2 separate regions of the Homo sapiens genome follow, and region 1 is linked to region 2. Evidence: chromatin loops called from intact Hi-C (ENCODE). Cell type or tissue: psoas muscle. All regions are shown on one strand. Each heading gives the region's core, and the rest is flanking DNA. Links, peaks and the distances in the headings are about the cores only. Region 1 overlaps STK24 (serine/threonine kinase 24). Region 2 has its middle 76 kb from the start of STK24-AS1.

Region 1 (15,043 bases), core at 3,404-11,403, 190 kb before region 2:
AACGTCTCCTTAGAAGAAAGAATCTACTTTTCACATGGCCAGAAATTGGTCTGAGGCAAAGAGAGCAGGCTGTACACAATGAGATTTGCTAAAAAGCAGGGCAACGGGTGACACAGGGTCTCGGGCTGGGTCACTGTCATCCAGTCTACACATTCCAGGCTGCGGCGGAGTGGGCATCACCCAGGACAGGGGAGGCGCAAGGTGGTGCTGACAGCCTTTGGGAAGGCACCATGCAGGCTTTCCGAGCCTTTGCCAGCTTGTCTTAATGTCCCCAACTCTTAACTGGCAACATCACCACTGAAGTGTGTCCAGCTTCTCCTTCCCCCTCCCCTCCCACTCCGAAAAGGCCAGCCAGGTACCTACCTCTGCAAACAGAGGAGAAATAATTGTAGATAAACACTGAGAGAAAGGCCTCTTCGGGATGTCTTTCATCTTGGGGGAGAGGGAAAAAAAGGTCATCAGAAACAGTTGACGTTCACATTGGCAATAATTTAATAAACCTCCCACCTGGACTATGGAAGCGCAGGAGTTGCCTCTACACTTCACGCTGAGGAAACACCCTCTGCGCACCATAACATCTGAAGGAGACTATCGGCTGCCTCTCACTAGACTTCAAAGTTTCATCTGCAGTGACATGCAAAACCCACGCACCGGGGAAACCAGCATCTGGGTTCCATGTGGAAGGGGACTCTGTGTGGGCACAGGCGGTGAACTGCCTCGTCTTGCTATCTACGCAGAAGTGCTTTACTGGTTGGGCGTGGTGGCTCATGCCTGTCATTCCAACACTTTGGGAAGCCGAAGCAGGAGGATCACTTGAGCCCAAGAGTTCGAGACCAGCTTGGGCAACATAGTGAGACCATGTTTCTATTAAAAAAAAAAAAAGTTTTAAATAAACTGGGCGTGATGTCACATGCCTGCAATCCCAGTTACTCAGGAGGCTGAGGTGGGAGGATCACTTGAGCCCAGGAGTTTGAGGCTACAGTGAGCTCTGATGGCACCACTGCACTCCAGCCTGGGCAACAGAGACCCCGTCTCAAAAAAAAAAAAGAGAGAGAGAGAGAGAGAGAGAAAAGTACTTTACTAATGAAACCCTGGAAATAGAAATCAGGTCAAGATTGGCCATTCCAATGGCTGTCTAGGACAGAGACCGAGTTTCTACTTTTGCAACCTCTATTTGGACATTTAACACCTGTTCACTTATCAAAGCGGGACTTGTAGGATCAACAGGGGACAGCCACTGGCCCACCCTGCCTGAAAGAAACTACACCACTATGCTTTACAAGACCCTAAATATATGGCCTTTCATAAATTTAACAGGCATAAAACCAATTAATCAAAATTGTTTTACATAAATATCAAAAGCAATGCATTTACTTATAAGGTCCTTAAAACTCAGTCACAAAATTATGATATGTATGTAAGTAACCGCAACATGCACAACAGTCCCTCAGAGCTATGAAGTCATTTCACGGGTCACCCCCAAACCCCATGACATTGCCACATCGGGACATCCTAACTCAACAGCAGGGCTGCAGAGAGCAGAATAGAGTGGCACAAAACAGACCAGAGGCCAGACTCCCTGGTGTGAACACCTGGATCATCAGACAGAACTAAAGCTCTTCATCTGCCCATCCCCTAGCAACAAAATTCCAGGACAGCTGCCACAAAGGACCCCAGCCGCACCCACAGCAAGCTTCACACACAAGTGCCTCCAAAACACTGCAGACTGAGGTCAGCGTGGCCATTCTGGAGTGAGCAGACGTACCTTATTTCTGTCCAAGTCCGATGGCTGAAGAGCTCCATTCTCGAGATTCTTGGGATCTTTTTCTCGGATTGTGAAGATCCAGTCCCCAGAATCACTGCCCCCCGAGGCTTGGCCATCTGTTTCCCTTAACACAGAAATGCAGGAAATCCCATCAGTGCTCGCACACCTGCTCTGGGGGCGCTGGGACGTTCAGGGGGAGGCCGCCTGGGGACCTCTAAACCCACACCCACCAGCCCCAAGTCCCCACCCATCACACCCTTGTCCAGTCCCTCTGGGATTTCCCAAAGACCCCCCCGCCTCCTCCCTCACAGAGAAGAGACCATCGGGAGGTGGTTCCACAACTCCCTGGCGTGCCAGTGTGTGCATGCCCACCCTCCTCCTCCTCCCGGAGAACACCTCCCCCACCTCCCTGGGAGCCCATCTCTGGGACATCAGCTTCTCTCTGCTGGGCTCCTCCTCTCACCAGGGAAGCAGATGTCCCTGTGTTGGGTGTGGTGGCTCATGCCTGTCATTCCAACACTTTGGCCTCACCTTGGCCATCTCTCAGCCCTGGTTCTGGGATTCACACTCACTGCCTCTATTTGGTACCCTCCACTCGCTCCAAAGCCCACCCGTGTCCCTCCGAGCGCTCCCTCCCCCATCATGAGATGATGGTGTGCTGATCACTCCCTGTCCTGTATGGGCCTCAGAGGCAATGAGCCCCAGGCCCTGCTGATCATCCCCTGATGCCTGTGGCCCCATTAAGCCTGCACCTCCTCCCGCCCCTCGGCCATACCTCTCCCCTCTCACTCACAGGCGGAGCCTCACCCTCACACCTAGGGGCCAGCCTCACTCCCCCACATGCCCCAACTGACACCCTTTTTTCTCTCGGCTCAAGTGACCTCCACAGAGCAGTGGCCCCTAAGCCCGCTTCACCTGCCCAGCTTTCTCACCTGAACTCCACACCTCGGTGCCACTTCACACTGGACGTCTCTCCTGGACAACTCAGACTCACACACGGTTCACCCCACACTCGGCTTCCCGCACCACACATCACAACACCTGGTGCCACGCTGCCCCAGCCTGGAACATTGGCTTCCCTCCTTCACCCAAATCCACCGCCGCGTCCTGGCTCTCCAAACCTCTCTCCAGTCTCTTTCTCTTGTCATCCCTGTTGCTACCCCAGCAATCTCCCAATGGCAGTACCTCAAGAACTTCCGGGGGCAGTGGTCTCAACCTTGGCTTTAAACTGGAATCACCTAGAGACCCTGAAAAACCACTTAGGGTCTCATCCCCGGAAATCCTCATTCAACTGGCCTGGCACATGGACCTGCACTGTGGGCCAACTTTAACTTCTGCCAAGGCATGCACGAGAACAGACGAGTCCCACGCTCGGACTTCCAGACACAAGTCTGCCCGACCACCTCCCCCAGCCCTCCCCACACAAATGGCTCCAGCCCCACTCCGCCTCTTAAGCCAAGGGAATTCCTAGATGCCAAACTTGACAGCAATTCTCAGTAAGCCACTCCTGGTACAGAAGCTTCTACCAGACACAATACAGAATCACAAACACATGCATTTCTGGCCTTTCAGACATCCATGTAAAGCAGTTTCACCTGATCAGGGTTTTACAAACAGGAAGTTTAATGGAAAACAGAACAGAACAGAACGAAACAAAACAGAATGAAACAGCCAGGTCCAGTTCCCCATGCACAGCTCTACCACAAGAGTTCACTCGCAGAAACTCCACCAGCAACGTCAAGAGGCTAAACAACTCCCAAACAGGCCCAGGCTGTGTCTAACACAACAATTGCCACCAACCTGGATTGTCTAAAAAAAAAAAAAAACTCAACAGAAAACGAAACCCACACCAAACAGTGACAAAGACCAGCGGATCCCTCCCACACACATGCTTGGGTCACTCAGGGGCCGACTTACGCGTCGGAATCCTCGGAGCTCGAGTCGTCATGGCTCTGCTCGGCCTTCCATCTCTTGTACCTGTCGATGAGCTCGGTCAAGTAGGAAGTTTTCTTTGCATTGCGTAGTATAAACTTGTGCTTCAATAACTCCTTAGCAGTGGGTCTCTGGAAAAACACACCCAACAATTAAAGTATGAGATGAAGTTCTTGGTCCTACCCCAAAGGACAGACTTCTGCCTCAAAATGTCAACCGCCACACTGACACCTGATGGCTGGACTCTCTACTCCACAGCGCTTCTCACTGCAACTCACCCAAAGACGAGTCGCTCAGGACCTACGCCTGGGCTCTGGGTGCTATGGTGGGCAGGGCACTGTCTTTCCAAGGATGTCCCTAATAAATACATTTTCACAGAAAACTCTGCACAGAGCTTCACAGGGATCATTTAAGAGAGCTTAAATGATCTGGTCGGGCGCAGTGGCTCACGCCTGTAATCCCAGCACTTTCGGAGGCCGAGGCGGGCAGATCACGAGGTCAGGAGATCGAGACCACCCTGGCTAACATGGTGAAACCCCGTCTTTACTAAAAATACAAAAAAATTTAGCCGGGCGTGGTGGTGGGCGCCTGTAGTCCCAGCTACTCAGGAGGCTGAGGCAGGAGAATGGCGTGAACCCAGGAGGCGGAGCTTGCAGGGAGCCGAGATCGCGCCACTGCACTCCAGCCTGGGCGACAGAGCAAGACTCTGTCTCAAAAAAAAGCTTATCTCCTAGTTTATAAAATACTTTATGACAAATGCTGACAAAATATATGTTCTGTGTTGTTTAACTTTTTTTTTTTTTTTTTTTTGAGACAGTTTTGCTCTTGTTGCCCAGGCTGGAGTGCAGTGGCACGATTTCGGCTCACTACAACCTCGCCTCCCCAGTTCAAACGATTCTCCTGCCTCAGCCTCCTGGGTAGCTGGGATTACAGGCCTGCACCACCACACCAGGCTAATTTTTTGTATTTTTAGTAGAAACGGGATTTCACCATGTTAGCCAGGCTGGTCTTGAACTCCTGACCTCAGGTGATGCACCTGCCTCGGCCTCCCAAAGTGCTGGGATTACAGATGTGAGCCACCATGCTGGGCTGCTTTGTTAACTTTCTGTATTAACGTTTGGCCACATCCAACCATATAATAGAAATGTCAATTTGGAATTATCTCAGAGAAACTGGAAAGGAGCCAGGAGATCCCCTTTTTCCTGTCTGCTGAAAGAGCAACTGGATGCGCTTCACCACCAACTTTCCCGGTTTAGAAGGGCTATTTCCCAGGTCCCTCCCTCCCTTCCCTTGTGATTGGGCTGAGGACTTCACCCATGCCCTGGGCTCAGCATGGCCACCGCAAGCAGCACCTGGTCAGCTGCCTGCCTTGAGGATGGCGATAGTGACAGGGAATGTGCTTCCCAAGGAAACCAGCATGGCCCAAATGGGAACAGACAGCAGGAACACCCAAACACCGAGTCGAACCAAGTTCCCACTCACTCCAAATTACAAAAGCTTGATTACAAGAGCCAAGCATGTTTTCAGATTCAAACTCATGAGAAACGTGGATCACCTCAAGTATTCTCCCTCCCTGTCCATCCAAGGGTGAAACCCCAACTACCCCGGAGGTGCTCATATTCTCGCCTCTCAGCCAGCTCCTCGGTAGCTGTGGGGTGGAGCTCTGTGTGCTGGGGCATAAGCCCATACAGGACACATGCTTTGTATGGGAAGACATGCCTGCACACATCTCCACTGGTGCTGGTGCATGATGGCTGCAAGAAACATCATCGTGTAATAAAATGCAGAGCATCGTGGCATGCAGGACAAGCCCCACCACCACCCGATGCTGATGTAGTCATCAAACACTGGTGTGGTGGTCTCAGCCTGCATCTCCTTAGACGTACTTAGAAAATGTTGCATTACCCATTTAATTCCTTTACCAGAACTGGCATATTAGGAAACCATGGTGCTCTTGTAAAAGTAACCACCCATTTTTACATAAGAGTTAAGAAAAGGGGGGCTCAGCTTAGCCTTCAGCTAACTCTGCTGGAAAACTCAGAAACAAAACAAGGACATATGGTGCTACCTCCAACACCAACACACACACACTACTTTCAAAGAAATGTCCTAATTCAGACAGAAAATGAGGCAAAGCCACACAGTCGTTACTGCTGTATGGCTCTGCCAGAGTCTATTAAACCTAAAAAGAGAAAGTAGGCAGGAAGGGGAGGGGAAGAAGCACAGAGGGTGGCTTGGTTATATTTTCTAATCTTTTGTTTCCTAACACATGCCACCTGGAAAGTGAAAACATTTACTTTAAAGACATATTTAGCCATTTGTTTCCAGCTAACCTTTGCCATTATTAAAAACAGTGTAACAGTTTATGGCCTGATCTTCTATAAATATTAAACATTTATGATTCCACATTTAATATTAAGGAGAATATTCTTCAGATTCAATGAAGTATGAGATGGCAGAAATCTAAAAGAAAATAAGGAGATTTTTAATACTTAAAAATTAAAATGTATTTGCAAACCAAAGAAGTCAATCATACTTACTTAGAAAAAGAAAAATGAATAATACCAGGAAGACAGCTGAAAAGAGTGATTAAAGCAATCCCAACAGGATGTATCTCAACCAAGTCAAGCCGCACATGAAGAGGTACGCTGTGATCCCTGGGAAACTTACAAAGCTCGGCTCCTTATTCAAACAGGCCTCCACAAACTCCTTGAGGGGTTTACTGTAGTTTCCTTCCAACGTCGGTGGGTTGTTCTTTGGAATGAGGAATAAAACTTTCATGGGGTGCAGCTCGGAATGAGGTGGTTCCCCTCTTGCAAGTTCAATAGCTGTTATGCCCAGGGACCAGATGTCTGCCTGCAACAAGAAAAGCATCTTTACAAACACCAAGCAGGAATCTATTCCAATACACAGTATTTAGGGGGAAAATGGTAACATGTCTCAATACTTCTGAGGTTTTGAAAAAGGTATTTTTAACTGATATTTAAAAACATAAGCCCTCGCTGTAATTTCAAAAGAGACAACAGGAGAAACTGTAATATGCCAAATGTTTTCTGCCTCTACATGGAGATGGCTTATCAATTCACTCCTACTACGCCTCCTGCTGGATGCATTCGGCATTCCCCGTGGAGTCCCGGGGGCCAGCAGGACCAGTAAGAGAGGTGAGCAGAGAGGAGGAGTCCGGAGTGGGTGTACGCTCGCGAGTCACCCCCTCCAGCAGTGCTTAGAACTTAGGGCACAGCTCTGAGGTCGAGAGTGGGCACCTTGGTCTCAAGATACCTGGGTTGAAATGCCAGTTCTACAGTCAAAGTCCTGTGACGTTAGATGAAAGAGCTAACCTCTGAGCCCTGTTTCTCTCATCTGTAGAATGGAGGTGGAAGAGGAGGAGGTGGCCATGTAAGGTGCCTTACCAGGGGCCCAGAACTTAAAAAAGTTTATTATGAAAATGTTCAAACATACAAAGAACTGAGAAATATTAATATAATGCATCCTCATCTACCTATTGCATGAATTTACTAATTAACATTTTGCCATACGAGCTTTGTCCATGTGTTCCCCGAGTATATTTTAAAATCAATCAGTCATCATGACATTTTCCCCCGAGTATTTCCGTGTGCCAATATACAGACTTTTTACTACCTATCAGTGCCTGAAATTAACACGAATTCCTTAATGTCATGTATAATTAAATGTTCTCAGCTGTTCAAAAACTGTCATTCCATGGTTGGTTTATCTGAATCAGGATCCAAAGTCCACGGGGTACAACTGACTGCCAGGTCGCTAAGGCTCTTTCAACCTACAACAGTCCTGTCCCCAGTCTCCCCAGGGACATCAACTTAAAGAAACAGGTCCCAAATTCGGGATTTGTCTGGTGGTTTCTTGCTGATGTCATTTACTGTGTCTCTCTAGTGTCTGCATTTTCTGCCGAATGTCCCAGAGGAGACATCTGCAGAAGCCGTGTGGCCCCACTAGGACATCTCAGGTCCAGCTGCCCCACCTCCTTCTGCCCAGCACAGGCCTGTGGCACAACCAAGCAGTTAGGCAAAGGAATGAATTCCTTGAATGTGTCATGTCAATGAGAAGAGCCAGGCCATCCTAAGAGGAACTTGACAGCTGATGAGACATTGACAGCATGTGACACCAATCCCCAAACAGGACAGAGGCCGACAATGAGGCAGGACATAGTCCTATATGGGCTGGCGAAAGACGAATGGGGACTGGGGTAGAGAACACGCCTGAGTCTGGTACAGCTTTCCTGCTGTTCTCACTGTGCACTGGAATCCATCATTATTCCAAGAACTTCAGTGAGAATCGAATACATCTCTCACACTCACTCTACAGCAAGGAAATGCATAGGCGGAAGCATCGTTGTGGCTGCAGGGTGCTTTAACTATCCAGAGGATACACTTACCATGTTCCTGCAGCCTTAGTGAGTACCAGAAATCCCTACTGGAAGCCCCCAAGCCCAGCAGTCCATGGGAATGATGCCTACGGCATATTCTATTTCCTTATTCTCAGTGAAGATGAAAAGCTGCCAGCAAGTCTTGTTCTAAATTCTTTCTACTAAATCTTGTACTGAAGGGGTCAGTCTAGAAGAGCTGACGTTGGAAGTAATACTATTTTCCTTCCCTCTACAACTTGGACTCTGCTTTATCTTGCATTGCATTATCTTAAAAATCAGCAGAAATGCAACTGATCCCAGTCTCTTGCCCCTAGGAGCAGGGAAGCAGGTGCATGGGAGCACAGGGTGGGCAAGCACCCAGAACTGTGGCAGCGACAGGAGGACAGGAGTGAGCAGGCACAAGGAGGGAGGACCGAGGAGGGGAGAGGCAAGAACAGAGGTGGCAATTGTGACTCTTGTGTGGCAGCGGTTCTCCACACCAACAGGTGGCTCTCAAGTTTGTGTGATTCCACATCTGTCTGCTTCCCCCAGGCCTCTCAGATTTCATTACAGCTACTGCTGTTTTCAAAGCATGCTGTCTCCTGGCCACACAGACCCAGAGCCTTCTCATTTGTAAGGGTACATAATAGTTATATGAATTTTTTCTGGTACAAGTATACAGTGTGTAACAATCAAATCCGGGTAGCTGGGATCCCCCTCACCTCAAACACGGCTCATTCCTTTGTGCTGGGATATTCCAAATCTTCTCTTCTGGCTATTTGAAACACAACAAATTATTAACTACGGTCACCCTATTGTGCTACTGAACATGATCTCTGACGGATGCACCTCCAGACCTCCAAGCACCTCTCAACCAGCTAAACACACTCGGTGACTGGCAGGCAGGCCCTGGCAGAAGCCGATCTCTGCTGAGAGTACGTCGGTGATGCGCTTGCCTTGATTTTACTCAGAGGCCCGAGGACTTGCTTTCAGGTTCAGGGACAGATAATAAGCAGGCGGCCGAACGCCTGCTTGCGAACGCCTGCTTCTGCACGCAGTGTGCACCACGGGAAGTTCACTGAGAAAACCCCTGCTGGCCCCATCTGAACGCAACCCACGTATCAGTCTCCTGGCTTCCAAGGAGGGCAGCCAGTACAGCACCATCAAGAACAAACATGGGGGCCAGGCGCGGTGGCTCACGCCTGTAATCCCACCACTTTGGGAGGCCGACGCAGGCAGATCACTTGAAGCCAGGAGTTCGAGACCAGCCCGGCCAACATGGCGAAACCCCATCTCTACTAAAAATACAAAAATCAGCCGGGCATGGTGGGCTGCACCTGTAGTTCCAGCTACTTGGGAGGCTGAGGCAGGAGAATCATTTGAACCTGGGAGGAAGAAGTTGCAGTGAGCGAGATCATAAGTCTGGGTGACAGAGCAAGACCCTGCATCCCCCCCCCCAAAAAAAAAAGGCGGCGGGGGGAGGACATCCTACTAGGTAGCCATGCCAGGGACACGAGGGTCACCCAGCTCCTTAGGATCCCCTCTTTGGACCCTCCTAAATCCAGCTGCAACCCAGGGTGTATGGTTCCTGGGCTCTCAGCACCCTGCGTCCCCTCTACCCCTCCTAACTTTGGATTAGTCTAAAGGGATCTCTTCTCCCCAGGACTTCTGTAGGGGGCTCCCAAGTGGTCTTCCTGCCTGCTGGCTCTCCCACCAGACATCTAACTATGAGTAATTTGGAATCCTGGACTGGCATGTGAATCAATGGCAAGCAATTTGGCATACAAATCGAAAGCCACAAAAATATCCAAACTTGTTAAAACCAATTACTTCGATTCCTAGGCATCTCTACTACATTTTAAATTTGGAAAATGGTATGGGCTGCCCAAAATATTCAACAGCAGCATTACTTATGTTCAACCTCAGAAGAATGATTAAGTTGCTATGGCACATTAACTTAATGAAGTAGGATGTACTCAACAATGTGTTGATAGGGAAACTCATAAATATAATTGAGTTTGTCTATTACTGCTTCTAGGAAAAATGACAGCAGATCAAGAACTTGTGTCTGAGGTTTTTTTGTGTCTTTTGGCAGGGAGGGGACTCACTCTGTCACCCAGGTTCAAGCCATCCTCCCACCTCAGCCTCCTGGATAGCTGGGACTATAGGGCATATCACCATGCCCAGCTAATTTTTAAATTCTTTGTAGAGGTGGGAGTCGGGGGGGCAAGGGGGGGTCTTGCTTTGTTGCCCAGGTTGGTCTTGAACTCCTGGCCTCAAGCTGTCCTCCCGCCAGGGACTCCCAAAGTGCTGGGATTATAGGCGTGAGCCACTGTGCCTGGCCTATGTCTGAGTTTTAAAGTAAACTTTATGTGGGGAGCAGGCAGTCATCTTCCAAAGCAATTAAAATGAGGTGGAAGGAGAGACCCATTTGGGAAAGATATGAAATTAGACATTAAGACACTGCTCACAGAGAAAACAAACAGTGGTTTCTAATATAAGCTCCAGTCAAAAGCTGCAAATGCACACATTAACTGCGAACGAATCTTCTCCTGGGGCATGCTCCTGAGTGACCACCCTGAGTTCTCTGTTACTGATGGTTCTGGACTCTCCTCAACATTGGGAGATGTGGGGATCTATGCAACAGCATCCTACATCTTCACAATATCATGTCAAATAAAGTACGCTAGCTACACATCTGAAGATACAATTTAAGTGATTTTAATTATATAGAGAAAATAATTCTAGAAGAAACCAACTCTATAATCAAGAAGAAAACCAGGGATAACCCTAAATCACAGCTGTAATCAATCAAAACAAAATCTCATTTGATATAAGCTTATTACTTAAGCAGATGCGATCATTAGGAACACACTTGTAACTGGCATCTAGAGGCGTATGTGATGTTTATGACCATTAAGAGCAACACAAGGTTGACCAAAGTGGCCCAACATTACTCATGCAAAAATAAAGCCTGCTGTCTCCTGGTTCACATTCTTCCCTGGCCCTCAGGGCTCATCCTCCCAGCCAGGCCTGTGGACAATTCCTGAGCCGTAGGCAGGAGCAGGGAGTCCATGGGCTCAGTGACCAGTGACAGGAAGGGCTGGTACGCAGTGCAGTAGACAGGCTGGCTGCCTGGGTTCTGGCAGCCCATCGGCTCATCCCACCACGCTTTCACTCATCTTCAACAATGCTATTTTTTTCCATCAATGCATCACCAGTTTCCACTTTTCACCATGGTTACACTTCAAACCAAGCACAATCCATTCGCTAACATACCATCGTAATGATCTTACAAGGAAAAAGGGAGATGAGAGTTCTTCAGCCCAAGACCTTTCTCTAGTGTTGAAACCGGAGGCTTCTTCGCAGTGAGCAGAGGTATCTCCCTTAGCACCATCTCCAAAGGATGGGGACTCCTTCAAACAAACCAAACTTCCCCAAATCACCTTAAAACAGTAGTAGTGAAGGTTCTTACGACATATGGGCAATCAGGACTTAGTAATGTCATGCTTAGGTTAAGACTGACATAAGATTCTCTTTGTATGCAAAGACATTCAGCAACACCTGAGCAGCCCAGACAAGATAAGGGGGCACAGCTACTGCCAGAGGTGACAATGCTCAAAAAGGTTCCAAACATATACAGGAAATGGAGGTTTGTATTCCCTTTAGTTCAGTGAGATGAAGAAGCTAGTGAGGCAGGTGAAGTCCATCACTTCTCCCAACCCACCCTTCCTTTGACAATCTGCGTGTGAACCTAGGTGTGACTTGGGCACGTGCCTTCATAACTACCATACAGAACCCTGTCCCCAATAGCTGGAAGGTCTTTCCTTACCTGCAGTGCACAGACTAGGAGGGGAAATGTCTACAAGTCATGCAAGAGAGAATGGAGGGAAAGCTGGGAAGCAGCTGAGTGAGCCATGAGACCAGAGCGGCCTCCAGTGTACCCTGAAGAGCACTGGCTGCCTGGCAGGCAAGCCAGCCACTGGAGGGACACACACAGGGCAGCCAGGAAGAGCGCCCTTATCAGGCCCTGCTTGCGACAAGAGCTGCCAGTCCAGAGCCACGCCCAGTGGGAAACAAAGGAAATCTCAGCCCTAAGGCCCCAGCGTGAAACCCCACTTCTGAGAACTTTGAGACGCAGACACAGACGTGACCCTCATCGGCCCTCACCACACGCCTCCCGGGTCCACAAACCTGGAAAGTCAATTTCACATCAACATAAGAGTTTGCTCATGATTTCCAGTTCAGAGTTGGAACTGGAACTCTGAAGGGAGGACTTGCCCTTCAAGGAAGGTGGGTGCGGATGGCTCAGGCAGACAGGACAGCTCTCGAATAAAGGTTCTCATGTGAGCAGTGATGGTGCAACCAAGAGCGGAAGATCTTCACATGGCCCTGTCTCCTTTTTTCCACGGCACTTTGCATGATCTGAAACTGCTTATTTATTGTTTCTTCTACTTCAGGAGAGGAGGGAGTGTGCTGTCGTGATCACAGTTGTATTCACAGTGCAGTTGCTCAGTACAAATTTGTGAATGAATGGCACCAGCTTGATTTTCTTCCTTTGAAGGCACTTAATTTTTTAATAAGTTTGTAATACAACTTTTTTCCTCTGGAAAAGGTTCTGACATATGTAATCATCTCTATTCATTCATTTTGCTTGGTACCAGGCAACCTCTTTGACTTATGGGTTCACATCATTCTTGACCTTGGGTAAGTTTTAAATCTTTAAACATTCTTCTATTTATTCTGGAGTTTTCTTTCAAAACACCAATTAAAGCTGTGCACTGATGCTTTCAAAACTCTTTTAAACCTCTCTCAGCTTGCATCTCAACTAGAACGCCATCCTGCCAGGGCCCAACCCTGAAATGGCCGCACACTGAGGTGCCCATGCCTTCTGCCCCGCCACTCTCTAGGGATATTTGTCACCTAAGGCAGGTAACTCACTGAAAATGGTGACTACAACACAGCACGCTTGCTCCTAAAGTGCTGTTAATTCTTCCTGTTTACTGTCAGTCTCCCCCATATGAATTTAAGACATACAGGAGAAGAGACTTTTGTTCTTGTCTACTCCAGTATTACTGGAATCCAGAAAAATGTGCCTACACAGAATGGGTTAAATGAAAGAATCAATATGAAATAAATACAATAATGAAAGAGAGAGAAAGAGAGAAGGAAGGGGAGGAAGGAAAGGGGAAAGGAAGGAGGGAGAGAGGGAAATCTAAAATCAGAGTCCTCAGTCACATGGTAGATCAGCTAATTTACTACAAAGAATGAGAAGAGAATAATCGAGGTGGTGTCATCCAATGAGTTAAGAAACATGGGTTCTAGTCTCAGCCTTGCCAAAATCTACACAGATGAACTTTGATAAATGGGGTCAGCTTAAAATAAAGAGAATGGACTAAACATGTAAGTTCCTGGTCGAGTCCCAAAATTACATGACCCCAGGAAAAGGGTCAACAGCCAAAGTGACTGCAGATGAGAAGCAGCCAAGGCAGTGTCCCTCCCACGTGGGGTAGAGACACTCCCAGGCAAGGGCACACACCCAAGACCAGCCAGGTCTGCTGTGTGGGTATGTGGGGGGTGGGGGAACCCATCAGTCACTCACCAGCCAGAGGCTGTCAAGGCCATCATAGTGCTCAGAAAAGTCACAGCCACCGCTACCACTCAACAGTGAGACGGGCTCACTCCTCCCAAGGTGGAACCAGGTACGCCTGCAACTTGAGCTACAACCTGGACGCTTTCTAACAGTCTATAGCTTGCAACGGTGACCTGGGTCTGCAGGGAAAGTCACCTGGTGCTTCCTGTACTATGTTTAACAAGGTGGGAAGTTTACTGGGTACTGGGAAGATTTCTGTTTAAAAGCAGCAGCAAGGTTCGGCCTATATGCATATCTGAGTTAGGTATTTGTTTGCTCAGAAACTTGGAGCCCAGGAAAGCCAATTCTCCGTGGATCATGTGGCCTTTTAACTGTGTACAGGGTCCTAAGAAGAGCAGACTGTGCGAACTGAAGTTAAACCAGAGCCCTAGGAGGCAAAGTCCCGGGATTTTTTGTCCCATCTAACAGAGTTCACAAAAGTGGAGGGCAACAGAGAAAAAGAATATGAGAAAAATTAGGAGAGTGTCCCTAACACAGGACAAGTAAAAAACAGTGGGAAGAAAGGGTTAGGGTTTCATCACATGTTGACAAGGACAGGCTGGGAACGAGAATCCTCAGAACTAAAAATAATAGGAAGACCCTGCAGCAGTCACTCAAAGCACTGTTCTTCCTCCATTCTCACGCTTCCGTGGACTCCCTTTCTCTTGTGGGAGCCCCTTTCTCTACAGGCCCCTTCAAGGTTGCCGATTCCACGCACTTGCACTTCGACCCCCAGCTGTGCCCAGACAGCAGGTGGAGCCCCTCTGCAACCGCACACGCCTCCACCCCTCACCACCATGGCCCTTCAGTTCCTCCCACCCCCCTCCAAACCCGCTCCATCCTGTGTCCCCGCTGCCACCAAACAAACATAGCCTGAGTTAAAAACCTCGATCATGGTGGGCTGGATCAGCACAGGGTATTAAATGATACAGCAGGAGACAGAGGAGAAAACTGTTCATAACCAAGGTTGAAGAATTACCTTTATGACCTACCTCAAGGTACCAGCTTCGTTCCAACTTAGAAAAGCTACCAGGCTAAAGAACAAAAGGCGGGAGCCCTCCAGGCCTCGTGAGGCACGGCGCCGCCCTCACCCTCCCCTCACCTTCGAGTCATAGGCCGACTGTTTGATGACCTCGGGTGCCATCCAGAATGGGGTGCCCACGAAGGTGTTCCTTTTGATCTGGGTGTCTGTCAGCTGGCCAGCCACGCCAAAGTCCGCCAGCTTCACCTCGCCATGCTCAGACAGCAGGACGTTGGCCGCTGCAAAAGAAAGCCAAGGCGGCCCTGGGCGGTGCGGACTTACAACTCCGTGCACTGCCACAAGCGCGTCTTC
Region 2 (15,043 bases), core at 3,455-11,454:
TCTTATCCAACAAAAACATACATGACCTTAAAAAGCCAGGAGAAGTCTGGGTGCGGTGGCTCATGCCTGTAATCCCAACATTTTGGGAGGCCAAGGCGGGGGGATCACGAGGTCAGGAGTTTGAGACCAGCCTGGCCAACATGGTGAAATCCTGTCTCTACTAAAAATACAGAAAAATTAGCCGGGTGTGGTAGTAACATGCCAGTAATCCCAGCTACTCGGGAGGCTGAGGCAGGAGAATTGCTTGAACCCAGGAGGCAGAGGTTGCAATGAGCTGAGATCACACCATTGCACTCCAGCCTGGGCAACAGAGCAAGACTTGGTCTCAGAAAAAAAAAAAAAAAAAAAAAGGCCAGGAGAAATCATGTAAAACTTTACCCAATATCTCTTATGAAGGTGGTGTTGGGGGAGATTGAAGCAGATGTAACAAGGAGAATTCCTAGAAAATTAGAGCAATGTAAAATGGACTTGGGGATGTTTTGCTGTGTTTTCGTGGTTAACACCCCCTTCAGAGTCCCCAGAGATGGTTACGGGACAATGACCCGTGTCTTGCTTGCCTTGCCTTAGCCCTCTGTTCTAGTTGTCCCTGACATCCATTCTCCCTTTATTTGCTATAACTGGGATTCTGGGTTTGGCATATGGTAGCTCTACTGACTATATTTCCAAGACCCTTTTGCATGAATGCATCATCGTGACCAAATTCTAGCCAACAGGGTGTGCCTAGAACTGACGCGTGTAACTTCCAGGCTGTGGTCCTGCAGGGAAGGGGTGTTCTTTTTTCTTCCCCTTTTCTCCTCCTTTAGAATGTGGGGACTGGAGCAGTCATCTTGCGCTATGAGATGGAGGCTGTGCTGAGAATGGTAAGTCACAGAAGGAAAAGAAACTGGGTCTCTGATGATGTTAGGATTCCCAGACAACCTGCCTGGATGTCTCTGCAAGATAATTAAACTTCCACCTTGTTAAATAGAAGTTTCCCTGTCAGAGCAACCAAACCTACATTCTAACTAATACACCTTCACATGTGAGTTTACACTCAGTTCTCATTGGCTTTGCACTTGCTCAGGTCTTTGATCCCCTGGTCTGGTATCTTTGCGAATGCCTCATCACACAGGTGGGTGATCCATTCCTGCCACCACCCTTCCCCGCCCAGGCCTGGGCATGGAGACCCTTCCCTTCTATCTTAGTGCCCCTCTAGCTCCATCAGGCAGAAGAGCCCATGAAGCATCTTGTTGAAAGTAATTAAGGCCAGGCGCGGTGGCTCACGCCTGTAATCCTGGCACTTTAGGAGGCCAGGTGGCCCAGGAGTTCAAGACCAGCCTGGACAACATGGTGAAACTGTGTCTCTAAAAAAAAAATTAAAAATTATCCAAGTGTGGTGGCGCATGCCTATAGTCCCAGTTACTTGGGAGGCTGAGGTGGGAGGATCACTTGAGCCCAGGAGGTGGAGGTTGTAGTGAGCCATGATCGAGTCACTGCACTCCAGCCTGGGTGACAGAGTGAGACTCTGTCTCAAAACAAACAAACAAACAAACAAACAAACAAACAAAAAACCCAAGTGATTAATAAACCTTAAAGAAACAATGTTTTGATAGCTGAAAATATTCCATTCTAGAATTTTTAAATCAAACCCTATTATTGGTTATTTAGGTTTGTTTCCAAATATTTGCCATTACAAAAAAAATAACAAGGCATAATGGGAGGAAAATTGGCTGAGAGAGGCAGATGGGAGTTTGACCTCTGCTCCGACCACTCACCATCTGGGTGATTTGGGACAAGGCATTTTTCCTCCCTGGCCTTCAGTTTTCTCCTTTGTAAAATAAACACTATAATACTCATCTCTCTGATTTGTTATGGAGATTAGAGACCATTACATAACTCAGCTAGCACAGTAGCAATCATATAGGAGGCTCAATACATGGTAATTACCAGCAGAGGAGTAGTTACGTGCTTTTGTACATAATACTATTTCTAGGTACCAGAGTTTTTTATTGATAAAACTCCTGAAGCAGGAGATTACTGGTTCAAACAATATAACTTGTTCAGATTCTTAATACACACTTGATAGGAATTATTTCTGACATTTTTTCAGATGAAGAAACCAAGGATCGGAGAAGTTAAGCCATTCATCTTGGGTTTTAGGGCTCATTAATAGTAGAGATCAGATTTAACCCATATTTTCTAACTTTTAATCTAGGGCAGTTTCTACTGTATGTCACACACCCAGAACCAGAACCCTTACAGTACAGGAAACTGAATTAAAACCCTTTGTGAAAATCAGATAGGCGTGATGGCTCACATCTGTAATCCCAGTATTTTGGGGGGCTGAAATGGAAAGATCGCTTGAGGCTAGGAGTTTGAGACCAGCCTGGGCAACATCTTGTCTCTACAAATAATAATTAAAATGTGTGTGTGTGTGTGTGTGTGTGTGTGTGTGTGTATTAGCTGGGTACAATAGCTCACACCTATAGTCCTAGCTACTGAGGCAAGAGGATCACTTGAGGTTGCAGTGAGCTATAATCTGTCTTCCACTTCAGCTTGGGCAAGAAAGTGAGACCTTGTCTCTCATAAACAAACAAACAATAAAAAACATTTTGTGAAAATCAACTGTGTTTGTATCAGCTTCTTTCTAATACTGTTGTTACATTCTGACCTCTGCTTCCTTCAGTGAACTTTATGGGTGTCTAATACCGTTGCTACATTCTGATCTCTGCTTCCTTCAGTGAACTTTATGGGTGTTCAGTAAGGAAGGGTGTGGAGAGAAGCCACCAGCTTCAGGGAGTCAGGAGGGCTGGGATTTCTTCCCAGTCTTGTTATCTACTATTCATATTCTCTTGGCAGAAAAGTCAACTTATCTGGGCCACAGGTAACTTATCTGTAAAGTGAGAGAACTCTGGGTGATACCTAAGGTCACTTCTTGTTTAAAGTTCAATCATTGAGCAGAGTGAGGTAGACAATTCTGAGGAATCCAGACTGAAACTGACTTCCTCCATGCCCTATAGTAAATATTAGGTCACAGCGGAATGAATTGTTGCAAAAGGTATGTACATTTGTTCGTAGATTTTCATTCAATTTTTTTTTTTTTTTTGGGGACAAGGTCTCACTCTTTTGCTCAGGCTGGAGTGCAGAAGCACAATTACAGCTCACTGCAGCCTCAACCTCCTGGGCTCAAGCCATCCTTCCATCTCAGCCTCCTGAGTAGCTGGGACTATGCGTGTGCACTACCACAGTTGGTTGATTTTTTTGATGTTTTGTAGAGACAAGGTCTCAGTATGTGGCCCAGGTTGGTCTTGAACCCTGGAGCTCAAGCAATCCTCCTGCCTCAGCCTCCCAAAGTGCTGGGATTATAGGTGTGAGTCACCGTGCCTGGCTCAAGATATCTTTCTACATCAGAAGGACTCCTCATGTATGCATCATCCCATAAATGTTCAGGAGAAGTTGTGTTGAAAATTGAAGATGGGTCTACTCAAGAGTTTTATGTGTAAGAAAAGCATGTATTCGTATGGTAAAGGGCTGGAGGGAAATGAAGAAAGGAGAACCACTTGATTTGGAGAGATAATATAACAGTAGAATTTGTCATGTTTTTGTTAAAGGGATAGAGTCTTGCTCTGTCACCCAGGCTGGAGTGCAGTGGCACCATCATAGCTCACTGCAGCCTCAAACTCCTGGGCTGAAGGGATTCTCCTGCCTCAGCCTCCCAGGAAGCTGGGAATATAGGAGCACACCACCACACTTGGCTAATTTGTTTTATTTTTTGTAGAGACAGGGTCTTGCTGTGTTTCCCAGGCTGGTCTCAAACTCCTGGCCTCAAGCAGTCCTTCCATCTCAGACCCCTAAAGGGCTGTAATCACACGTGTGAGCCATCATACCTAGCCCAGTTTGTTTTTTAAATTTTCCTTAATGTTGTTTATGCAGTAATAACATCATCATTGACAACAACAATCATACTTCTTCTTCTTTTTTTTTCTTCGAGATGGAGTTTCGTTTTGTCGCCAGGCTGGAGTGCAGTGGCGCAATCTCAGCTCATTGCAACTTCCGCCTCCCGGATTCAAGCGATTCTCCTGTCTCAGCCTCCTGAGTAGCTGGGATTACAGGTGAGCATCACCATGCCCAGCTAATTTTTGTATTTTTAGTAGAGACAGGGTTTCACCATGTTGGCCAGGCTGGTCTTGAACTCCTGACCTCGTGATCTGCCTGCCTCGGCCTCCCAAAGTGCTGGGATTATAGGCATGAGCCACCGCGCCCAGCCAACAATCACACTTCTTAAGATGCTGGTGGTGAACTTGGACTTTGAGAACTTTGCTTTGAGGACTTTAAAAGAGGAGTCTTCTGTTTGACTTGGCATGGGTAAACATAATAGATGCAAGTAGCCTCGTGGTAGGGGACAGGAGGGTATCTCTGAAATTGTCCAGAATCTACAAATGGGCAGATTTGTGCACATAGCATATTTAATTATTTGTTGCACAAACAAGTGTTTGAGATGCAGCGGCAGGGGATTGCCTAAGCCTCTGTTACAGCATTTACCTGCTGGCTCCAACCCTCCCCTCGCTCCAGTCTTACTTTCTGCACCCACTTGAAAGCAGAGGCCCTGTGTCCTCTTCTTATTGCTCTGAAAGTGGAGGGCAGCTTGGTATCCGTAGTTTTCATCCATGGGTGGTTTTGCCCCGCAGAAGGGATATTTATCAATGTCTGAAGACATTTTTCCTTGACATAAACGAAGCGTCTAGTGTCAAGGCCAGGGGTGCTACTAAACAGCCTCCAATGCACAGGGTAGCCCACATAGCCAAGAATTATGCAGCCCCAAGTGTCAATAGTGCCAAGGTTGAGAAACCATACTTCAGAGATAAGAGAAGCAAAGACAGGGTGGAGGCTTCTACCCTGGTCCCCTGGGGCAGGCCATTGTTTGCAAAGGGCACAGAGAGTGAGCAGGGGCAGGGGCTGGTCCTGCAGCTCTGCCCCAGTGATGTCATCGAGCCCTGGAACTCGGTGCCCTTCCTGGAAGGGCTTCGCCTAGATGGAGACTGACCTGACAGGAATCGGCTCCACCTGTGGACGTACGGAGTTGGACTTTGTCCCAAAACTGTGCCTGTGACATACATTCCTACCTTCACAAGGCTCCTTCATGCCAATCGCCCTGTCTATAAAGCCTGTTTCTCACTGCAGCAAGCTTCCTGCAAAGCCAGTTTCTCAAGCTTGCCATCCCGAGGGGTGTGGTGGCATAGCTCGGATGCTTCCGAGCCTCCTCTTCCTTGATTACATGAATTCCAAGACATGCAAGGATGTTCTAGACAAGGAGGCCAAGCACTTGGTGAAGGGGAAACTGACAGCAGCAAGGACTGAGAAGAGAAGCTTTGAGAAATGATCATAAAATAGTCAGGTTCTGATGAGGAAGTGCAACTAGGATTGGCACGAACTCCATGCAAAGGATGATGATGGTGCAATGTTTTTGTGAGTTGAGTTCTGAGAGTTGGCTTGGAGCATTGAGAAGGGAAAGGTGAAGAGAAAGGAATTGGTCAGAAACACAGAAATCAGAAAGGAAAGGGGTTCACAAGCAGGATAAACAGTATCTGTCTCTCGATAGTGGAGAATGGGAACTTATTAGCTGACCATGGCTTGGTAAAAATATTTCTTCCAACAGCTGGCTTCTTCTATTTTAATTTCATATTCACAGCACAACTCCAATCCGAATGTATTTTTTTTTCCAAGGTTATTGACCTGCTAAAATGAAGATGTGACTGTTTTCACTGTAAATGTGTGAGTGAGCATGTTGGTTTTGTTGAGTCTTGCCCATGGGAAAGGACTTGAATAAGTCTGAATGGTGGGATCTCTAACGCTGCGAATTCTGGAAACTGAGCTGGAGGCCTTTGGCAACCTCCATAGCAACAAGATGAAGACCCACATTGCTTCTGGAAGAGTCTTTCAGAAACCAGGTATTAAAACTGGTTTTCAGCAGTCATGGGTCTCTGTGCACAGATTTGCATACCAGAGCGGTGCTCCTGAAATATATAGTCTTGTCCAATCCTTCATGGTCGACATCGCTGATGGAGAGAGGAGATAAGGTTTCAGAAACACCTGATTGTTTGTCTCTCCCTCTCCCCTAGAAGGATTTGGTCCCCCCCATTAGTCCAGCTGAGGACATAATCATATTAGTTAAGCAAGACAGTAGGGTACCTGGTTAGGAAAAAGGGAGGGCCTTTTAAGTCATAGGAATGGGTCAGGTAGATGGGCCCCAGCAGATCAGTAGACATAAAAGTTTTTTCCAGGGTAAAACAGATTACAAGAGATTCTCAAAAGCAGACTCTCTGGAGCGATTGTCAAGGCTCATGTGGTAAGCAGGGTGGGGCAGACCCCTGTGAAACAAAGGAGGCTGTGTCTCCTCAACTCCCGTGCCCTTGGCACCCGCCTCACTCAAGTCCCTTCCCTGGTGGTTTGGGCCTTCTTCTTCCAGCTGCTCCAACCACTGGCTTCTGGAATGTTTTCAATCTTCAGTCTCCCGCTCCAGACTTTGACTTTGCTCGGTGGACTGTACCTGCTCAGATCTTGGTCCCATTTTCCACCCCGGAGCCCCTACTTGGCTTAATCACACTCAGACTTGCCTGGAGAGCTTAAACAGATTCAATGTAAAGGTTCCAATGGAGGGAAATGACTATGCGTCCCCTTGATGCAATGTTGTATTTCTTCTGCCAGATCCCATACCCTTCATCTGAGATCAACAAAACCAGAGGAAGAGTTTGAGCTGGGTCAGCTAGGAAAATACCACCTGCACTGTGACATTATTAAGATGTACGGAAGCTCTGTAAAGGCCAAATTACAGTGTGGAGCCCATGTGGCAACAAGGAAAGATGCTTATGGTGAAATGGTTCAGTGAAATAGGACTAGAATGTATATGATGCCGAGATTACAGCCCTGTACAAGAAGATTTCTCAAAGGCAATGCTCTCAGAAGTATCTAGGTCTCCAGTCATAGGGCTGCTGGATCAGAGCTTTTGGGGCTAGAGTCCAGGAATCTGAACTTTAAATGAGTTTTCCAGGTGGTTCTTCTGCACTCTATAGAATGAGGTCAGCTATGTAAAGAACTGTGTGCTCAAGGCATCATATTGCAGCAAAGAATTGTGGCCAGATTCAGTGGGACTACTGATGGATTTTTCTTAACCCACAATTTTCAAATTTTATCTGTACAAATAAAGTATTTTACTTTTATAATAAAACAAAATACATGAAAATAAAAACAAAAATAAATAAAAAGTTAAAAACATATCAATAAAAAGGATAGATAAATTAGATGAAGAAGGGCCTGGAGACAGGGACAAAGGTAGGCAGCCACTGATTGGCCCAGGTGAGAGAGGATGAAGACAGGACCTTTGCAGTGCAGGTGTAGACAGACAGGTCCTTTCGACCCAGACTTAGGAAGGTTTGATGCCAGCTCTGGGTTGCTGGCTGTTAACTTGGGGTGAGACATTGAGCTGTAGGATGTTGTTGTGAAGTCCAAATGTAATAATTGATGTTCTTGAGCACTTTCCATGGGCCAGTCCCTGTTCTGAGTGCTTCACATATCATGTGATCATCACAGAAGCTCTTTGGTGTAGATACTATCATTATCCCACTTTTTCAGATGAGAAAATTGAGAAACAGAGAGGGTAAGTAACTTGCCCAATGACACTCAGCTAGGAAGTGGCAGAGCTGGGAAGTAGGTATGGACGTACACTGTGATGTGTACAGCTCCATAGAATGTTAGGGGGCAGCATTTTTCTGTCTCCTAAACGTGGCAGAGTAATCCCTTTAATTAGAAGGAAACCTTTAGATTCTTCTTAGTGGCTTCACATATTGCTCTGTTTCTAAAGAGTCTTTCTCTCTCTCCCTGTGATCAGCACAACCTGAAATGGAGGCTCTCAAGTGGGAAAATACCATCCCTCCGTGGCAAGTATTGTTGAGGGAAGCCCAGTCTCTACTGTCAGGCTTCTCACGGTACATCTGCTCTGTGACCTGGAGGTGTTACCTGCACTTCCAGCTCCAGGAACTGGCTCCTTAAGCCAGAGCTTGGGTTCCCGTCAATAGATCTGGGCTCAAGTCACAGCCCTGCCACCTACTGGCCATGGGATTGCCTGCAACATATTTAACGCAGGGGTTTTCAACCAGGCTGCCCTGTCTGGGGATTACCAGGGATTGGGCATTTAAAACCCTCCAGGTGACTCTCGTGCACAGCCGGTGCTGAGAACCTCTGGCTGACCTCTCCAAAGCTTTTTGTTCCTTATGTGTAAAATGGAGGGATCCACTCTTCACCAAGATTTATTCATTGAGCACCTTTGTTTTTTTGGCCATCAGCAAAAGCCCCCAATTTCAGTACTACATATCTCCCATGTAACAGTTTGTGATTAGCCGCAAACTAGACCCAAACCTAGCTGATCCGACTGCTGGCCAGTTCTTCCCCCCATTCCACAGCCCTCCATCAACAGCTATCCCAGCTGATCCGACTGCCGGCCAGCTCTTCCCCCCATTCCACAGCCCTCCATCAACAGATATCCCAGCTGATCCGACTGCCGGCCAGCTCTTCCCCCCATTCCACAGCCCTCCATCAACAGATATCCCAGCTGATCCGACTGCCGGCCAGCTCTTCCCACCATTCCACAGCCCTCCATCAACAGACACCCCACTGATCCGACTGCCGGCCAGCTCTTCCACCATTCCACAGCCCTCCATCAACAGATACCCCACTGATCCGACTGCCGGCCAGCTCTTCCCACCATTCCACAGCCCTCCATCAACAGATATCCCAGCTGATCCGACTGCCGGCCAGCTCTTCCCCCCATTCCACAGCCCTCCATCAACAGATATCCCAGCTGATCCGACTGCCGGCCAGCTCTTCCCCCCATTCCACAGCCCTCCATCAACAGATATCCCAGCTGATCCGACTGCCGGCCAGCTCTTCCACCATTCCACAGCCCTCCATCAATAGATATTTTCCACACATGGTTGTTCTGAGGATCAACCACGAAACTCCAAGTACAGTGCCTGGAGCATGAGTCAGTAGCAGTAATATACTTAATTAACTTGAGATTAGAACATTAGAACTAATTCTAATTTACATCTTTCCAGGTATCTTGGAGCTCAGTACATACATACCTACATACTACACACACACACACACACACACACACACACACACACACGTATATATGAAAAAATAAAGACAAACAGAAATTAAAATACATATAGCCGGGCGCGGTGGCTCACACCTATAATCCCAGCACTTTGGGAGGCTAAGGCAGGCGGATTACCTGAGGTCAGGATTTCGAGACTAGCCTGGCCAACATGGTGAAACCCCATCTCCACTAAAAATACAAAAATTAGCCAGGCGTGGTGGTGGGCGCCTATAATCCCAGCTACTCTGGAGGCTGAGGCACAAGAATTGCTTGAACCCAGGAGGCAGAGGTTGCAGTGAGCAAAGATCGAGCCACGGCATTCCAGCCTGGGCGACAGAGTGAGACTCCATCTTGAAAAAAATAAACAAATAAAATTAGGGCCCTTACCCCTAGTCCTGGATTTCCTGGATCAACTTTTCTCATCCAGGTCTGCGTCAGGTGGTCCTTGGGATCATTACAATGTGGTCTGTTTGCTGGAGTGGAGGAAGATGATGGCTTCCAGTGGAGCATGCGGGCTTGGAAGTGGTGTGGATGCAGGATGGCTTGAGCCATATCCCGTTTGTCTCCCTGAAGGTCCCGTTTCAGGAAATCTTTGACTCTTGTTTTGGGGTATTTGAGTGACTTCCTGATATAGTCCCCAAATTCCAGGGCTGTGGCTCCAGGGGGCCAACTGAGGGCTGTGCATTCTCAGGGTGACAGCCTGAACCACACAGACGTCAGGAAAGCCTTCCTTGAAATCCCTGCGCACTTCCCCTCTCCATATCAGAATCATCTGGAGACTCGTTAAAGCACAAGTGTGGAGGGTTAAAGCAGAGTGTTTGATTCAATACAGCTGTGGCAGTGCCTGAGAAGGCGCATTTCTAAGTTGTTCTCAGAGGCTGCTGATGCTGCTGGTCCAGGGACCACACTTTGAAAACCACTAGACTAGGGAGAGAGCTGGCATCATCACCTGAGTCTTGTGAGGCTGCCTCTTGGGGATTCTAACAGTGACTTTGAGGCCTCTAGGCCTGACCTGGTCCATGAACTCTTTGTTCACGTTGGAGGATAGAAGACCACGGGGAGAAGTAGGAGGAGGAAGTTTGGGCAGATCCACGACCAGGAGTGTAGGAACTCACACTTGAGGCTGGACAGGGAAGTCTAGAGTACAGAGTCTGTTGTTGTTGTTGTTGTTGTTGTTGTTTTAAAGAGGTAGGAGTCTTGGGTGTTTTTTTTTTTTTTTGAGTTGGAGTCTAGCTCTGTTGCCCAGGCTGGAGTGCAGTGGTGTGATCTCGGCTCACTGCAACCTCCACCTTTCAAGTGATTCTCCTGCCTCAGCCTCCCGAGTAGCTGGAATTACAGGCATCCGCCACCAGGCCCAGTTAATTTTTGTGTTTTTAGTAGAGATGGGGTTTCACTGTGTTGGCCAGGCTGGTCTTGAACTTCTGACCTAGTGATCCACCCGCCTCAGCCTCCCAAAGTGCTGGGATTACAAGCGTGGGCCCCTGTGCCGGCTTTTTTTTTTTTTTTTTTTTTTTTTTTAAAGAGGCGGGAGTCTGTCTATGTTGCCCAGGCTGGTCTTGAACTCCTGACCTCGAGCCATGCTCCAGCTTCAGCCTCCCAAGTATCTGGGACTACAGGCATTTGCCGCCATGTTGGCTTAGTTACAGAAGTCGTACACGCTAGGATTGAACATCAAAGTCCAGGGATAAATGCAAGCCTTGAATGCCAAGAAAGTCTTCACAGCAGACAAGGTTCAGAGGCAGCAAAATGTGGGATGGTGATGCCAAATGGGAATCACTGCCATGATGAATCCTCAGGCAGAGAAGGACCTGAAATTCTGTGTGCAAAGGTGGTGAAAAGGGAGGTGGGATCCTGAGCTCATAGGGTAATAGCTAAAGCCAAAGGCAGAGGTGAAAGACCATAGATGCATTCTGATTGGGCCTGGGGCAGAGGAGCCCAGAGCCCTAGGAAGCAACTCTGGCCAAGCCATGTGGAAATATCAGTGTGATAGGCGTATGCTTTTTGCCACAGGAAACTTAAAAATAAGTTTTTGTATGATGCTAACTGAGGCAGGTAATTGACCTTGAGAAACTGCTTTGGTAAAAAATATCTGATGTCAATGGTTTTTGCACGTTTAGATAGTGAGTCCCCAGGCTGGTCTAAGCCAGCCATTGCTGTGAATCTGCTGGTTCTCTTAAGTGTCAACTTCATTCATTTGGAAATCGCATTGTATTCTTCTGCAGTATGGTTAAGAGCAAGTGAGGGCTGGGCTCGGTGGCTCACACCTGTAATCCTAGCACTTTGGGAGGTTGAGGCGGGTGGATCACGAGGTCAGGAGTTTGAGACCAGCTGGCCAATATGGTGAAACCCCGTCTTTACTAAAAATACAAAAATTAGGCTGGGCACAGTGGCTTATGCCTGTAATCCCAGCACTTCGTGAGGCTGAGGCGGGTGGATCACCTAAGGTCAGAAGTTCAAGACCAGCCTGGCCAACATGGTGAAACCCCGTCTCTACTAAAAATACAAAAATTAGCAATGGGTTGTGGCGGGTGCCTGTAATTCCAGGTGCTTGGAAGGCTGAGGCAGGAGAATCGCTTGAACCCCGGAGGTGGAGGTTGCAGTGAGCCGAGATTGCGTCATTGCACTCTAGCCTGGGTGACAAGAGTGAAACTCAATCTCAAAAACAAAAACAAAAACAAAAAACAAAAAATTAGCTGGGCATGGTGGCAAGCAGCTGTAGTCCCAGCTACTCAGGAGGCTGAGCCAGAAGAATCGCTTGAACCCGAGAGGCGGAGGTTGCAGTGAGCCGAGATTGCGCCCCTGCACTCCAGCCTGGACGACAGAGTGAGACTCTGTCTCAAAAACAACAACAACAAAAAAAAAAGAGCAAGTGAGATGCAAGGCTGGGGTTGGGACAGGTAACTGCTTTCCCTGCAGGAAGCAGTGAAGCCCTCGAAGAGTCCTGTGCTTCCCCCAAGCTCTTCATTACTCATTCAGGCTCGCTTGGACATTTCCAGATCAAATGAGGGCACACTGCTTTAAATGAGAATAGGAGTTATTTTTTGTCTAGGAGTTATTTTTTGTTAGGAAAAAAAACTGTACTCTGACTCATCACAATAAAAAACATTTTCAACTTGCTGTTCTTCAACCGGTAAATTATTTTTATCGGAGCATCTTAACATCATTAGGCTAACACATGTGCTCTGAAATTCGCTGGTATCCAGGTCAAAGGAGGTTCACTTCTTTTGCTTGGAGCCTGGGATGAAAAGGACACCAGGATCTGAATGGTTAGCATTCTCCATTGACAAGCATGTTTTAGTTCTGTCTTGCATGTGTTTTCTTCTTAATGGAATTTTAATTGCACTGAAAACTGTGTTGGCTAAAATAAGGCTCAGGAATGCATATGAAGTCGTAAGGTGAGTAAGCGCACAAATGGAAGAGAAAGTGAAATGCGCAAATGTGAGGCTGCCCACGAACCTGAGAACGGCTGAGAGGGCCTCGGAATTATATTGAAAGGTCTTTGGAACACAGAGGGAGTTTGCAAATACTCTCTGCAGTACTCCTCAGAGAGATTTTTGAGAGCATTTTTCCTAATTCAAAAAAGATCCAGAAAGTGAAACTCAGTGTGTTCATTGGGTTAAGTATTCACACGGGCGTTGTTTTGAGAACTTTCTTGGACTAAGCCCACATGACTGTCGTCACCATGCAAGGGAGTGGCTCTTTGTCCATTGTCAGCCAGTCACCATGCAAGGGAGTGGCTCTTTGTCCATTGTCAGCCAGGTTTTAACGACAAGATCACATCTCAACCCCCATGTTGGCATGTGATTCCTTTCTCTTCATCCCAGTCCCTTAATTCTGTCAGGCCTACAAAATTTTTGTGAACGATAACAACAAACACAAAAACAAACAAAGGTCCAGGCGCGGTGGCTCATGCCTGTAATCCCAGCACTTTGGGAGGATGAGGCGGGCAGGTTAACTAAGTTCAGGAGTTCGAGGCCAGCCTGGCCAACATGGTGAAACCCCATCTCTACTAAAAAAAACAAAATACAAAAATTAGCCAGGTGTGGCGGTGGGTGCCTGTAGTCCCAGCTACTCAGGACACTGAGGCATGAGAATCACTTGAACCCGGGAGGCGGAGGTTGCAGTAAGCCTAGATTGCACCACTGCACTCCAGCCTGGGTGACAGAGTGAGACTCTGTCTTAAAACAAAAACTAAAACAAACAAACAAAAACAAAGAATACTGGCGTTGCCAAGGACATTCAGTGTCTAATCCAGTCTCTGATGGTATGGACATTTGGGGCCTGGTTGTTTTTTTACAACCCTAGAACAGCAGTCCCCAACCTTTTTGGCACCAGGGACTGGTTTCGTGGAAGACAATTTTTCCATGGCGGGGATGGTTTTGGGATGAAACTGTTCCACCTCAGATCATCAGGCATTAGATTCTCATAAGGAGCGCTCAACCTAGATCCCTTGCAGGCGCAGTTCATAACAGGGTCCGAGCTCCTATGAGAATCTAGTGTGGTGGCTGATCTGACAGGAGGCGGAGCTCAGGCAGGAACACTCACTGGCCCACCACTCACCTCCTGCCGTGCTGCCCGGTTCCTAACAGGCCACCAACCTGTACCAATCTGCAGCCCGGGCGTTGGGGACCCCTGCCCTAGAACATCCCACATGGCTGAATTTACACCTTCTCAAAATACGGGATAAACCATTTTGGTGAGATAGGAGCCTTTTCTCTAAGACTTTAGTGTTTAGCCTTTCCCTAGCTCTCTCCAACACTTCCACATCAAATGAGGGCACACGGCTTCAAATGAGAAAAGAATTTGACCTCATCTAGGAGTTATTTTTTATAAGGAAAAAACTGTACACTGGCTCATCATAATAAAAAAATATTTTCAACTCGCTGCTCTTCAAGGACAAAAGCAAGGGACATCTCTGAATATTAAAGTTACTCCGTTCCTTGAAGGAAGAGCTGAGAAGGCATAGAGAACTCTACGCTGAGGTCTGATTCACTGTTGCCTTTGTTTGTTTGTTTTTTCTTGAGATAGGATCTGGCTCTGTCACCCAGGCTGGAGCATAGTGGCAGGATCTTGGCTCATTGCAACCTCAACCTCTGGGACCCAGGTGATCCTCCCACCTCAGCCTCCTGGGTAACTGGGACTACAGGCATGTACCAACATGCCCTGCTAATTTTTTGTATTTTTAGTAGAGACAGGGTCTCACCATGTTGCCAGGCTGGTCTTGAACCCTTGGGCTCAAACGATCCTCCTGCCTCAGCCTCACAAAGTGTTGGGATTATAGGCGTGAGCCGGGCCCACTGTTTCTACTGGGGCCCCAATTCAGTCTTTGCCTACAGGTGGTGGTTGGCATGGAGGAGAGGCTTCGTGTTTTGTACCTAATCATTGCTACTACCAGTCATCTGATCCGTCCAGGGGTTGCCAAGGGTGCTACTAATTCTGTGGGGTCCCTAGTGTCTCCTTACTGCCCCAGCCATGCTGCCTGCTGCTCCACCATGGTCAGTTCTGCTGGAGACTTTAATTTGATTTCCCGAGGGTCACTTCCTGTGAAACTCCAACCAGATGCCCACAAGGCTGATGCCTGAAGGCCTGGAGCATTCACGTTGGGCAGTGCCTCCCGAACATCGGAAAACCACCTCAGGCCTCTGTCTCATTATTGGCTCTGGGAAGAGCAGGCTGGAAGGAGGGGCCAGGAAGAGGTGGCAGGAGGGTTGGGCGGGCAGTGGAGGGTTCTAGAGGTGAGAGGGCTCCATGCCACCCTTGGCACACGGATTTACCTCGGCAGCAGGGAGGACATTGCTCTCACCCAGCCTTGACCCTGGAAGGGTCTTCTCTCTTCCTAGGCAAGAGAGGCTGTTTCTTGCATCGGAAGGAATCAACAAAGACCACTCAAAGGAGCACAAGGAAAAG

The links. Hi-C counts contacts between places; a loop is a spot of excess contacts. Peaks named below come from ENCODE experiments on the same cell type or tissue, not always from the same donor. Only the 100,000 strongest peaks of a DNase experiment are listed, where the experiment ranks them.
Region 1: it touches region 2 in a loop (2.9-fold over the local background); 15 of 110 quality-filtered maps call a loop at or near these places.

What each region holds. Positions count from the first base shown.
Region 1 is chr13:98,460,009-98,475,051 of GRCh38, forward strand. It overlaps STK24 (serine/threonine kinase 24), which reads right to left. Exons shown (of 11, transcript NM_001032296.4): 5 at 14,813-14,970; 6 at 6,368-6,553; 7 at 3,683-3,828; 8 at 1,766-1,889; 9 at 364-432. Among named protein-coding and RNA genes, the nearest start is that of FARP1-AS1, 32 kb to the left of the region's middle. RefSeq lists an enhancer at 3,709-4,210. In psoas muscle, for the core only: CTCF peaks have their summits at 6,827 and 8,607 (motif pointing right); a DNase peak (open chromatin) is centred at 6,814; H3K27ac peaks cover 356 bases.
Region 2 is chr13:98,645,512-98,660,554 of GRCh38, forward strand. No RefSeq gene overlaps it. Among named protein-coding and RNA genes, the nearest start is that of STK24-AS1, 76 kb to the left of the region's middle. RefSeq lists an enhancer at 7,858-7,977. In psoas muscle, for the core only: a CTCF peak has its summit at 8,082 (motif pointing left); a DNase peak (open chromatin) is centred at 8,090; H3K27me3 peaks cover 531 bases.